2 separate regions of the Homo sapiens genome follow, and region 1 is linked to region 2. A link is an interaction called in ENCODE POLR2A ChIA-PET data of the cell type or tissue named here. Cell type or tissue: K562. All regions are shown on one strand. Links, peaks and the distances in the headings refer to the core of each region. The heading gives the core; the rest is flanking DNA.

Region 1 (5,359 bases), core at 45-5,044, 210 kb before region 2:
CACACCGCGCTCATTTCCCCCACTGCTTCTTTCTTCTACTCCCACACCCTCCACCTTGCCAGGCCCCGTCTTCTCCCAGGTCTGGCTCTTCTGGGTTCTGTCTCATATGCTTTTTTTTTTTTTTTTTTGAGACCGAGACTCTGTAGTCCAGGCTGGAGTACAGTGGCACAATCACGGCTCACTGCAGCCTCGACCTCCCCGGGCTCAGGTGATTCTCCCACCTCAGCCCCCCGAAGTAGCTGGGACCACAGGCGCGCGCCTCCACGCCCGGCTAATTTTTGTATTTTTTGTAGAGACAGGGTTTCGACATATTGCCCAGGCTGGTCTCGAACTCCTGATCTCAAGCGATCCGCCCACCTGGGCCTCCCAAAGTGTTGGGATTGCAGGCGTAAGCCACAGCACCCGGCCTCATCCAATGGTCTTTTCCTCACTTTCGCCCACGTTCACCACCAGATCTCAATCCTCACCTTCTCCCATACCCCGCCCCTTCTTCTGGGCTCCGCCTTTATGCTAGACCACAGCCCGGGTCACCGGACTCCCGGATTCCGGCCGCCCACGTACTGTTAAAGCCAAACAGTTATGGTCTCGAGCCCAGGTCTGGTCTAGAGCGTTGGTTGCGCTCCGCGAGCCGTAGCCACGCCCCTATTGTCTGACCACGCTCCAAACTTGCCGGCCTCACCCAGGAGCCCGGGCCTCTACTCCATGACCACGCCCTTGGTGACACAGCCACGCCCCATCCTTCGTTCACCACACCCCTTAAGCCAGAGCCGTGAGTTCATTCCCTGGCCACGCCCACACAGTCAGACCACGCCCACGTCAGTTGACCTCAGTCCTGGAGACCAAGTCCTGGAAGTCCTGGCGGTGTTCTCTGATTGCGGCCCTCGTTTCGGAGTCCCGCCCAATCGCAATGGCCACGCCCCTTGGCTGAAAGCCACGCCCCTGCACTGGGCCACGCCCCTGCACTGGACCACGCCCCTGCGTCCCAGATCTTGCCCTCATCACCCCAAGTTCCAGTCCTAGGCTCCTCCTACTGGAGACACCGGAGTACAAGCATCCCTTTTAGCTCTCACTCTAATTGTGTATCTGTTTCGGAACCTTTTCTCCGTGTCCCTTCTGGTTTTCCCGCTCCCGCTCCACTAAAAAGTCCCGTTGTCTCCGGAAACCCTAAATCCAGTCTTATATTTCATCTTCCAAGGAACCCAGAATCAGACTTCCTTTTCCCTGAGGACCTCAGGTCCGGACTCCCGCCCCCTCTAGTCCCGTAATTTTGAACACGCAGCCTTTCACCCTTAAGGGACCGGGCCCTAAGCCATCTTCCCTCAGGCACCAAAGCTCTCTTCCCCGTCCCGGGACAGCCGCCAGCCGTCTCCAGTCCACTAGCGCCTGTAGATGAGGAATCTGCACCTACGTGGGCCTCCAATAAACTCCCGGTGGTCCTGCCCACGACTCTTAACTGTGGTGAGGTCACAAGGAAACCAGGTCGTCATAGGAATCAGTCAAAACCCATCCCCAGACCCCAATCCTCAAAAAAAAAAAAAAACAAAAAAAACAAAAAACAAAAAAACCAAAAACCAAACAGAAAAAAAGAAAAAAAACCTCAGGGCTTAACAGTAAAGACTCTTTGTATTCGTATCACTTCCGCACCCCCAATACACAAACACGAGGGTAGCCGGGATTCCAGGCGCCTAGCCCCGTCCCCTCTCAGACCTAGGAGCCCATATCTCTCTCCAGCCGCTTCCTCTCCCAGACCCAGGAGTCCCAGCCCCCAGACCCAGGAGTCCCAGCCCCCAGCCTCTCCTCCCTCAGATCAGGGGTTTCTGGCTCCTATCAGCCTTTTCCCTCCGACTTGGAGTCCGAACCCCCAATCCCCCTCCTTTCCCAAGCACCCAAATCCTGAGTTCCTACCAGCCCCGAGATAGACTAATCTCTCCCAAAGCAAAAATCCTTCCCCAAACTGTCACCGTCGGATCCCCCTTCCCGCTGTCCGCCGGCCGGGCCCGCCCCCCCCTCCGGTCCCTCCCACTTTTCCCAAACAAAGCTCCCGGCAACTTTCTCCCTCGCAGCGCCCCGCCCGCCCGCGGCTCCCCAGCCCCAGGCCGGGAGGTAGGAAGGCGCCGGCGGGAGTCGGGGATCCTGCTTTGGGGTGTGTGAGTTGGGGTGGGGAGTTGCTTCTTAGGAGGTGAGGCGTGCGTTTGCGGGACCGTCTCTGAATGGTTCGCAGCCCTCTTTTTGCCCGGGGGCCCGAATTTGCTCCCGTGACCGAGCCTCAGTGAGGAGTGGGAACTCTGGCCGGAGTTAGGGTGCCTGCGGCTGGGTCTGAGTTTGGGCGTGCGCGCAGGAGCGGGTGCGGGCCAAGGGCGCTGGCGGGGTGTGGGGCGTGCGTCTGCGGCGGTGTCACTTTGGAGTGAGAAGGACCCCTTGTGTAATCTGGGGGGCATTTGGTCCTTCTTACGGAGAAGGGAGGGCCTCTGGGGTGGCCGAGGGGAGGTTACGGGGCTTTCTGGATCTTAAGTCTTGCCTCTTTGGAGGTTTAGGGTCTGGGGCGGGAAATTAGGGGGACCTTTCTTACCCGGCTCCACCGTCCCTTTGTCTGGCCACATGGGGAAGGGCTGGGCTGGGATTTTGGCCTACGGGGGTCCTGAACGCCGCAGCGCCACTGGGCTTGGCTGGGGTCTTTGTCTGCTATGGTCGGCGGGAGGAGGGGAATAGGGGCCTGGACTCTGGGGTCCTGGGAAAGCTGTGGAGGACATGGAGCCTCCGGGGAGGCGGGATCTGACTGTATTGGAAAAAGTTTTCCCTGTTCCCGGCCTCCGGAAAGTCACTGGGAACTTGAGTTGGATCAGAGCCCACGGCGCACGGGGGAGGGGAGGGGCGGGGCCCGGTGCCGGAGGGGAGTCGCCCTGGCCGGCAAGCCCCTCCCCTGATGGGGGTTGTGGGAAGCTGGGGGAGGGGACGCCTGGGCCCTTTGTTCTGGCTCTTCTGATGGCAGGGCGCCCCTGTCCCCCAGCTTGTGGTTCTGTGGGTCTCTCCTGGTCTCGGCCTCAGCTGCTGCCCTGAGTCTCTGTCCCTGCCCTTTCTAGGTCTCCGTCTCCCTTTCTCTGGGTCTCTGTTGCCCTCTCTCTGAGCCTCTGTCCCCCTCTCTCTGAGTCTGTGTCCCCCTCTCTCTGGGTCTCTGGTCCCCTCTCTCTCTGGGTCTCTGTCCCTCTCTCTCTGGGTCTCTGTCCCCCTCTCTCTGGGTCTCTGTCACCCTCTCTCTCTGGGTCTCTGTCTCCCTCTCTGGGCCTCTGGACCCCTCTCTCTGGTCCCTGTCCCCCCCCCCCGGTCTCTGTCCCCCTCTTTCTGGTCTCTGTCTCCCCCTCTCCCTGGGTCTCTGTCTCCCTCTCTTTTTGGGTCTCTGTCCCTCTCTCTGGGTCTCTGTCCCCCTCTCTGGTCTCTGTCCCCCCCTCCCTCTGGTCTCTGTCCCCCCCTCCCTCTGGTCTCTGTCCCCCTCTCTCTCTGGGTCTCTGTCCCCTCCGTCACTGGTCTCTGTCCCCCCCTTCACTGGGTCTCTGTCCCCTTCTCTCTCTGGTCTCTGTCCCCCTCTGTCTCTGGGTCTCTATCCCCACCTCACTGGTCTCTGTCCCCCTCTCTCTCTGGTCTCTGTCCCCTTCTCTCTCTGGGTCTCTGTCCCCCCCCCTTGCTGGTCTCTGTCCCCATCCCCTCTCTGGGTCTCTGTCCCCCTCCCTCTCTGGGTCTCTGTCCCCCTCTCTCTAGACCTCCCCTCAGTCTTGCTTGGCCCCTCTTCTTTTCTGGCAGCTGCTGCTCACATCTTACCACCTGTTCTTGGGGTGGGACAGGGGAAGTTTCACCCACACCTTCCTTCCCCACCACTAACTTTTGCCTCCTGTCTTCTTTAAAACCCGTAATTCATACCCGAACCTTTAGCCTTCATGGCCCTCGGCATTACTCTAGGGTAATCATTGTGACTTCATCACAATTGAGTTCCTCTGGAAACTCTGAGAACACTCCCATCCTCAGCTTTCCAAGAAATCCAGCTCCTTCTCCTCCCTCAGACTCAGGAGTCCAGACCCCAGCCCCTTCTCCCTCACACCCAGGAGTCCAGGCCTCCAGCCCCCGCTCCCTCAGACCCAGGAGTCCAGGCCCCAGATCCTCCTCCCTCAGTCCTAGGAGTCCGGGCCCCAGCCCCTCCTCCCTCAGACTCAGGAGTTCAGGCCCCAGATCCTCCTCCCTCAGACCCAGGAATACCCCCCAGCTCCTCTTCCCTCAGACCCAGGAGTCCAGGTCCCCAGCCCCTCCTCCCTCAGACCCAGTGGTCCAGAGTCCCAGCCCTCTCAGCTTCAAGTCCCTTGAGGGTGGGGTTTGGGGGAAGCTTGCTGAGTTCTGTGTTCCTCCAGGCCCAGATGGGGGAACCCCGGGCTGGGGCCGCCCTGGACGATGGCAGCGGCTGGACGGGCAGTGAGGAAGGCAGTGAGGAGGGTACCGGCGGCAGTGAGGGGGCTGGGGGTGACGGGGGCCCGGATGCAGAGGGGGTGTGGAGCCCAGACATTGAGCAGAGCTTCCAGGAGGCCCTGGCCATCTATCCACCCTGCGGCCGCCGGAAAATAATTTTGTCTGATGAAGGCAAGATGTATGGTGAGTCTACTTCTGTCTTTTGCCCTGGCCCCCACTGATGAATAATGACAGTAACCAAGGTTTATGGAGCACTCTGAAGTAGGAGCTAGCATCACCATTTGCACAGATGAGGAAACTGAGGCACAGCTAGGTTAAGTGATTTGCTTATGGTCGCACAGAGCCAGTGCGTGATGGAGCTGGGATTTGAACCCAAGCAGTCTGGCTTCCACGTAGCTGAGGGGACCGGCAGCCCACTTGCTGCAGACCTTTGGGGACCCATGCTGCTTTCTTCTTCCCTGGTGTCCATGCTGTGGGGAAGTTCTGTTGAAAGTCTAACTAACTCTGTTCCGTCTTTGAATCTTCAGGTCGGAATGAACTGATCGCCCGCTACATCAAGCTGAGAACGGGGAAGACCCGAACTCGAAAACAGGTCTCGGAATGGACTTGTGGGCTTCTGTCTGGGATGGGCCGGTCTTCTTAGGGTCATCCTCGCATGGGCAGGTTCAGGTTCAAGGAAGAAGCTGCTTCCTGTGCGTTCATCTGTCTTCTCGGCATGTGTGTTAGTCCGTTTGTATTGCTATAAAGAATTACCCGAGGCTGGGTTATTTATGTATTTGTTTATTTTTTGAAATGGAGTCTAGCTCTGTTGCCCAGGCCGGAGTGCAGTGGCGCGATCTTGGCTCACTGCAACCTCTGCCTCCCGGGTTCAAGCAATTCTCCTGTCTCAGCCTCCCGAGTAGCAGGGATT
Region 2 (5,328 bases), core at 1-5,000:
GCTCTGAGCACGTGGGCCGGGGCCTGGCTCGAGGAACACCAGGTGGAGTTGCTGGAGCCAAGGGACAGAAATGAGTGGAGGGTTGAGATGCGGGCTTAGAGCCTAATGGGCGAGGCCAACTCAAGTAGGAATCGAAGGGGCGGGGCTACTGGAGAACGGAATCACCCAGAACGAAAAAGGGGTCCGGTAGAAGGGATTCAGTTGGAAGAAGGAATTAGGGAAAAGGAGGTGGAGCTAGCACTAATCTCGCACGCTATACTGAGTGGCTGCCTAATTTTGCTCGTGCAGTACCCCTCAAGCCTCTTTTCTCTGCTGTCCCACAGGAAGCTACGTTGACTATTTCTCCTCGTCCCTTTATCAGTAAGTGTGTAAAAGGGGAGCGTGTAAAAGCCCCGTTTAGAGAAGTGCTTGTCTCGCTATGAGTTATCAGATGACTCTGGGACTCCATTTCCCCGTCCATGAAATGGGCAGGTTAATGATCTCTAAGCGTCCTGGGGTGGGCTTTGAACACCAGCTGTCTAACTTCTGGCGTTCTCGTCTCCAGGGCCCTGGCAGACATGCTGGAAACGCCGGAACCCTGACCCAGTCGCTCGACTGCGACGCAGGTGTACCTCCCCCTGCCTTCCAACCCCTTTCCACGAGCTATATTTATTTCTCCGAATAAACGTGCTCCCCGAAACCTCATTGTCAGACGTGGGGTCTGGGAATCTCAGGGCATCGGGGAATGCGGGTAGGGTCTAGAGACCTGGACCTAGACTTGAGGGATGAGGGGCCTGGACTCCTGGCTCGAGGTGGTTGGTTGAACAGCCCCCCCCCCCCCCGCAAAAAAAAAATCAGTCAACAAGGAAGCTTTTTGAAACAGTTCTCTTTACCCGTGATCACTGAGTGACGCCTGGGGCGGGGAGGCCGACCGAGAGTCGGGGGCGAGGGCTCCCCCACCGTCCCCCTGCCCCCACGCCACGTCGCCCAGCGGCATCGTGGAAAGAGGATTCTCCCATGCAAACCCCGGAGCCAGAGGAGAAGGGGAAGCGCCATTCTGCGCCCCCTACCCCCGGGGCACGGACACGGCCACAGCACGGGGGGCGGTGAGGCCCCGGGGACACGAGACACGGGGGAGGGAGAGGGGAACCCGCCCGCAGATGACCCGGGGGACCGGCGACCGGACGCGGCGGGGCGGAGCTGAGTGGCACAGGGGGCGAGGCTTGTAGCAGCGAGTCCCCCCTCCCCTCCTTTCGGACGAAGAAGGAAGACTTGGGCCCCGCGACTGGGCAGGAAAAAGGGGAGGGAGCAGCCTCTCCCCGCATGCGGCCCGGGAGGGAAGCCCCGCCCCCTTCCCGCGGGTAAAGGACACCCGTCTCCCAACAGAAACTGATCAATAAATTACAAAGTAGAGAAAAGGAAAGCGGACGTTTGGGGCGGGATTTCTTCCTCCCCGCTTCTTCCCCCTCTCAGTCCAGTTCATGTGGTTTGGTCCAGGCCCCGGCCCTGTGCGAGGCGGGCGCGCGCACTCCCGCTGGTCTGTACAGATGGTCCAGTCCTCGGCGCGAGCTCCCCCGCCCGCTCTCCCCGGCGAGGCCACAGTCCGGGCAGGAGAGGGAACAGCCCAGCCTCGGGAAGATTCTTCCGTCCGAGTGAGGTCACCTGCATGACGCCGGGCAGCGCGTGGAGCAGTGAAGATCCACCGTGCCGCCCCGCACCCCCAAGGTCGCCCAGCACGGTCCTCACCTGGAGGCCTGCACTAGCAGGAATAGGTCCGGACCGAAACGCCGTCTGCCCGGGAACTCCCAGAAGTCTGGCCTGGAGGGAGAGCGAGCAGCGGTTCAGCCTGGAGCACCCTCCTCCCTGTTCCTCTCCAGGATTCCTCCCTTTGGACTTCCCTTCCCGATGTCACAACGATCGCCGGGCTCCACATGGGTTTCCCTCCCTTCCCCGCAGCCAAGGACTCAAACTCGCATTGGGCGAGTTCACTCCCGCCCTGGGAAGGGGGAGTGGGATTTATCCATTTCATCCTGACGGGGGAGTCCGGAACGTTGGAGCAGTCCATTCCTCAGGGGTGGGCGAGAAAGGACTAGGCCATTCCAGAACCCGGACTACTGAGGTGGTCCATGCCCCACCCTAGGGAAGCGAGGAAGGGCTGTCGCATTTGGGAGCCCCCCACCTTCTGGCTGCAGCTTGCGGAGAGGGAGCCCCGGAGAGCCCAGGGCTCCCGCTGCAGCCGAACGAAAGTTGGGGGGCAACATCTCAGCTGAGTCGGGAGTTACGCCTCGGAGGTCCTTCTCCCGGAACATCTTCCGCCAGGATGGGGAGCGGCTGAAAGACTTGGCGCTGTCCTAGGTATAGGAGCCGGACAGCCGGTGAGGGACTCCTGCCTTGTCTGACTCCGCCCCTTCCTTTGACTCCACCCCTCTCCGGGTCTCACCTCTCCTTTAACCCCGCCCCTCTCCTGGCCCCGCCTCCAACCGTGACCATTAATAGTCAGGCCCCGCCCCCTCAGCTCAGCCTCTCGAGGAGCCGCTGGGAGCAGAGCCCTCTGAGCTGTTGCCGCGCCCACCTCGTCCAGCCGCCTGTCTGTGCCTAAGGAGATAAGGTTGCTGAATTCCTTCTCCAGAAGCTGCCGGGCCTGGAAAGAGGAGGTGGAGGGGGCGGTTGGAGCGTGCAGTCTGCGAGGTGGGGACGCCCAGCATGCTCCGGGCCCAGCGGCAGCTCACCTGTGCATTCTGCGTGGGGATCTGCAGGAGCAAGGCCAGGTCGGAGTAGTCGAAGGTCTCGTCCAGGGCGAGCAGTGCCCCGTGTACCCCGCTCTCCGTGAGGTTCGTGGCAAATTCCTTCAGGCCCAGCCCGGACACCCAACCCATGACCCGCTCATTGGACCACACCATCACGTCTGGGGACGGAAGGGACCCTCAGCCGTGCCCCTCCCGTGGCCTGGAGAGTTCAGTTTAGCCCATACCTCCACCTCCATTTGGTCTCTTCGGGCCACGCCCCCCACGCTGGCTCCACCCCCACGGTTATGGTGCCAATTTGCTTCTCCGGTCTCCCCCTACCCCCTCTCCTCCCCATCCAGCTCCACGCCCTCCACCTGGCTCCCAAAGGGACCCTTAGGCTCTACTCACCTCGGATCTGGGTCTGACTTTCTTCCCGCCTCCGCTCCAGGTCCTTCCGGTCATAGTTGAGCCGTTTCAGGCACATAATCCCATAATGTAGACTCACCCTGAGCAGCAGGGGAAGTGGAGTCACGGATGAGCTTTCCAGTCCCCTAGACTGCTGCTCCTACGGGTCCCTCCCCACTGGCTGCGCTCTTCTTGGAAAGGGTGGGGAGCTGATAAGTTCTATTGACTGTTGACCCCCTCAGGAGGTGAGGCATTTTCAATAATAGGCACTTCCTACTGGCCAGCCTGGAAGGGGTCCAGGGTTAACTAGCCAAGCCATTTCAGGATCTGAACTTTTCCTGTGGACCATCTCATTGGTGAAAGGAGCACAGAGTCAGGATTTCCTGAGAACTCAGGCTAAAAGGGCCAAGATAAGCCTGGGAATCTCCCATGGCCAATCCTATTGGCCAAAGACTCTCTGGGGTGGGGCTTCCCTTTGGACTGTCCCCACTGGCCAGGCAGCCCCCACCTGTGAAAGCTGTCCACCATCTTGAGTTGGCCCCGGAGCTCCTTCTTGTTAAGGTGATCTAACATTCGAGCGTCCACCAGCGACTCCATGAAGTAGCTGCGGTATTGGGGCAGCCCCAGGCTGGGCAGCCAGTCGTTCCCCACCCACTCGTGGTTCATGTCGCCATATGCCAGGATCTGGGGCCATGGGCAGGTGAGGGAAGAGTCAGGCCCTCTGGCCCCTTCCCACTGTGCATGAGAGGGGTACAGTCCAACCTCCCAATCCAAGGTTTTTTCCCACCCCATGGTAGGACAATGACCAATCTCTGCTCAGGATAATGGACCAATCCAGAGTTGTCTCCTAGCCCTTCATGACAGCATATACTCTTGGCTACTCAAACAGTTGTCCTGAGACCTAGAGCGTCACCATCACCTGTGGACTTGCTGGAATTGCAGAATCTCAGACCTTACTCCAGACCTACTGAAGTCGGTATCGGCATTTTCACAAGACCCTCAGGTGATTCGAAATATACATTATATTTATTTTTAAATTTCTTTCTTTCTCTCTTTCTCTCTCTCTCTCTCTCTCTCTCTTTCTGAAAGAGTCTGCTATGTCACCCAGGCTGGAGCGCGGTGGCACGATCTCGTCTCACTGCAACCTCCCCATCCCAGGTTCAAGCAATTCTCTTGCCTCAGCCTTCGAGTAGCTGGGATTACAGGTACGAGCCACCACGCCCGGCTAATTTTTGTATTTTTTAGTAGAGACGGCGTTTCACCATGTTGGCCAGGCTGGTCTCAAACTCCTGACCTCAAGGGATCCGCCCACCTCAGCCTCCCAACGTGCTGGGATTACAGGCATGAGCCACCGCGCCTGGCTGTATTTGTTTATTTTTTAGAGACAGGGTCTTACTATGTTGCCCAGGTTGACCTCAGCTTCGTGGGCTCAAGCGGTCCTCCTGCCTCAGTCTTCCAAGTAGCTGAGACTACAGGTGTGTGCCACCCCACTACACATTAAATTTGGGGAAGCACTGCTTTAACTCTGTCTCACTGCAGTCCAACGTCACTAAACCCCCAAGTCAGGACAATGGACTCTTTCAAGGCAGCTCTCCCACTAAGAAAGGGCCATCACTCTTGCAATGTCCTGAAAATACTTGTCTAATGTTATATCTGGCCCAGGACAATATTCCAGATGAGTCCCAAGTCCCTCACTCCTTTCAGCATCAGCACAAAATCCACGCCTCCCCCTGGCTGGAAATATGTGATCTATGACCACAGTCAAACATAATTCCTCCGTGGACAGTGAGTTCATGCCTCTTGGGTTTTTTTGTTAGTTTATTTGTTTGGTTTTTATGAGATGGAATCTGGCTCTATCACCCAGGCTGGAGTACAATGGTGCAATCTCGGCTCAGTGCAACCTCTACCTCCTGGGTTCAAGCGATTCTCCTGCCTCAGCCTCCCAAGTAGCTGGGATTACATACGCTAGCCACTGCACCCGGCTAATTTTTGTATTTTTAGTAGACACAGGGTTTCACCATGTTGGCCAGACTGGTCTCAAACTCCTGACCTCAGGTGATCTGCCCACCTCAGCCTCCTAAAGTGCTGGAATTACAGGCGTGAGCCACTGCGCCCGGCCGCCTCTTGTTTCTTGAGAACAAAGTGTAGCTCCTCCTCCCCAACTTCTCATTCAGCCTGGCTGCCTCACCACCACCACAGCCAGTGTGTCCTCCTTGGC

What was found. ChIA-PET counts read pairs that join two places held together with the same protein. Peaks named below come from ENCODE experiments on the same cell type or tissue, not always from the same donor. Only the 100,000 strongest peaks of a DNase experiment are listed, where the experiment ranks them.
Region 1: POLR2A ChIA-PET joins it to region 2 with 11 read pairs; 2 of 35 experiments call an interaction of 5 or more read pairs at or near these places.

What each region holds. Positions count from the first base shown.
Region 1 is chr19:49,359,117-49,364,475 of GRCh38, reverse strand. TEAD2 (TEA domain transcription factor 2) reads left to right here and starts at 2,060. Exons shown (of 13, transcript NM_001256660.2): 1 at 2,060-2,143; 2 at 4,395-4,632; 3 at 4,977-5,041. The coding sequence starts at 4,401. DKKL1 (dickkopf like acrosomal protein 1) reads right to left here and starts at 599. Exons shown (of 5, transcript NM_014419.4): 1 at 468-599. The coding sequence starts at 477. RefSeq lists enhancers at 2,267-2,975, 2,976-3,685, 4,231-4,731. In K562, for the core only: a CTCF peak has its summit at 1,029 (motif pointing left); DNase peaks (open chromatin) are centred at 775, 1,324, 2,245, 2,915 and 1 weaker place; H3K4me3 peaks cover 2,784 bases.
Region 2 is chr19:49,146,549-49,151,876 of GRCh38, reverse strand. It overlaps PPFIA3 (PPFI scaffold protein A3), which reads right to left. Exons shown (of 30, transcript NM_003660.4): 24 at 3,619-3,794; 25 at 3,114-3,211; 26 at 2,709-2,884; 27 at 2,552-2,620; 28 at 2,159-2,330; 29 at 1,726-1,797; 30 at 851-1,641. The coding sequence ends at 1,739. It overlaps HRC (histidine rich calcium binding protein), which reads left to right. Exons shown (of 6, transcript NM_002152.3): 5 at 324-360; 6 at 545-679. The coding sequence ends at 581. Among named protein-coding and RNA genes, the nearest start is that of HRC, 6.2 kb to the left of the region's middle. RefSeq lists enhancers at 1-545, 2,135-2,354. In K562, for the core only: CTCF peaks have their summits at 26 (motif pointing right), 2,519 and 2,980; DNase peaks (open chromatin) are centred at 6, 1,246, 1,506, 2,436 and 4 weaker places; H3K4me3 peaks cover 3,907 bases.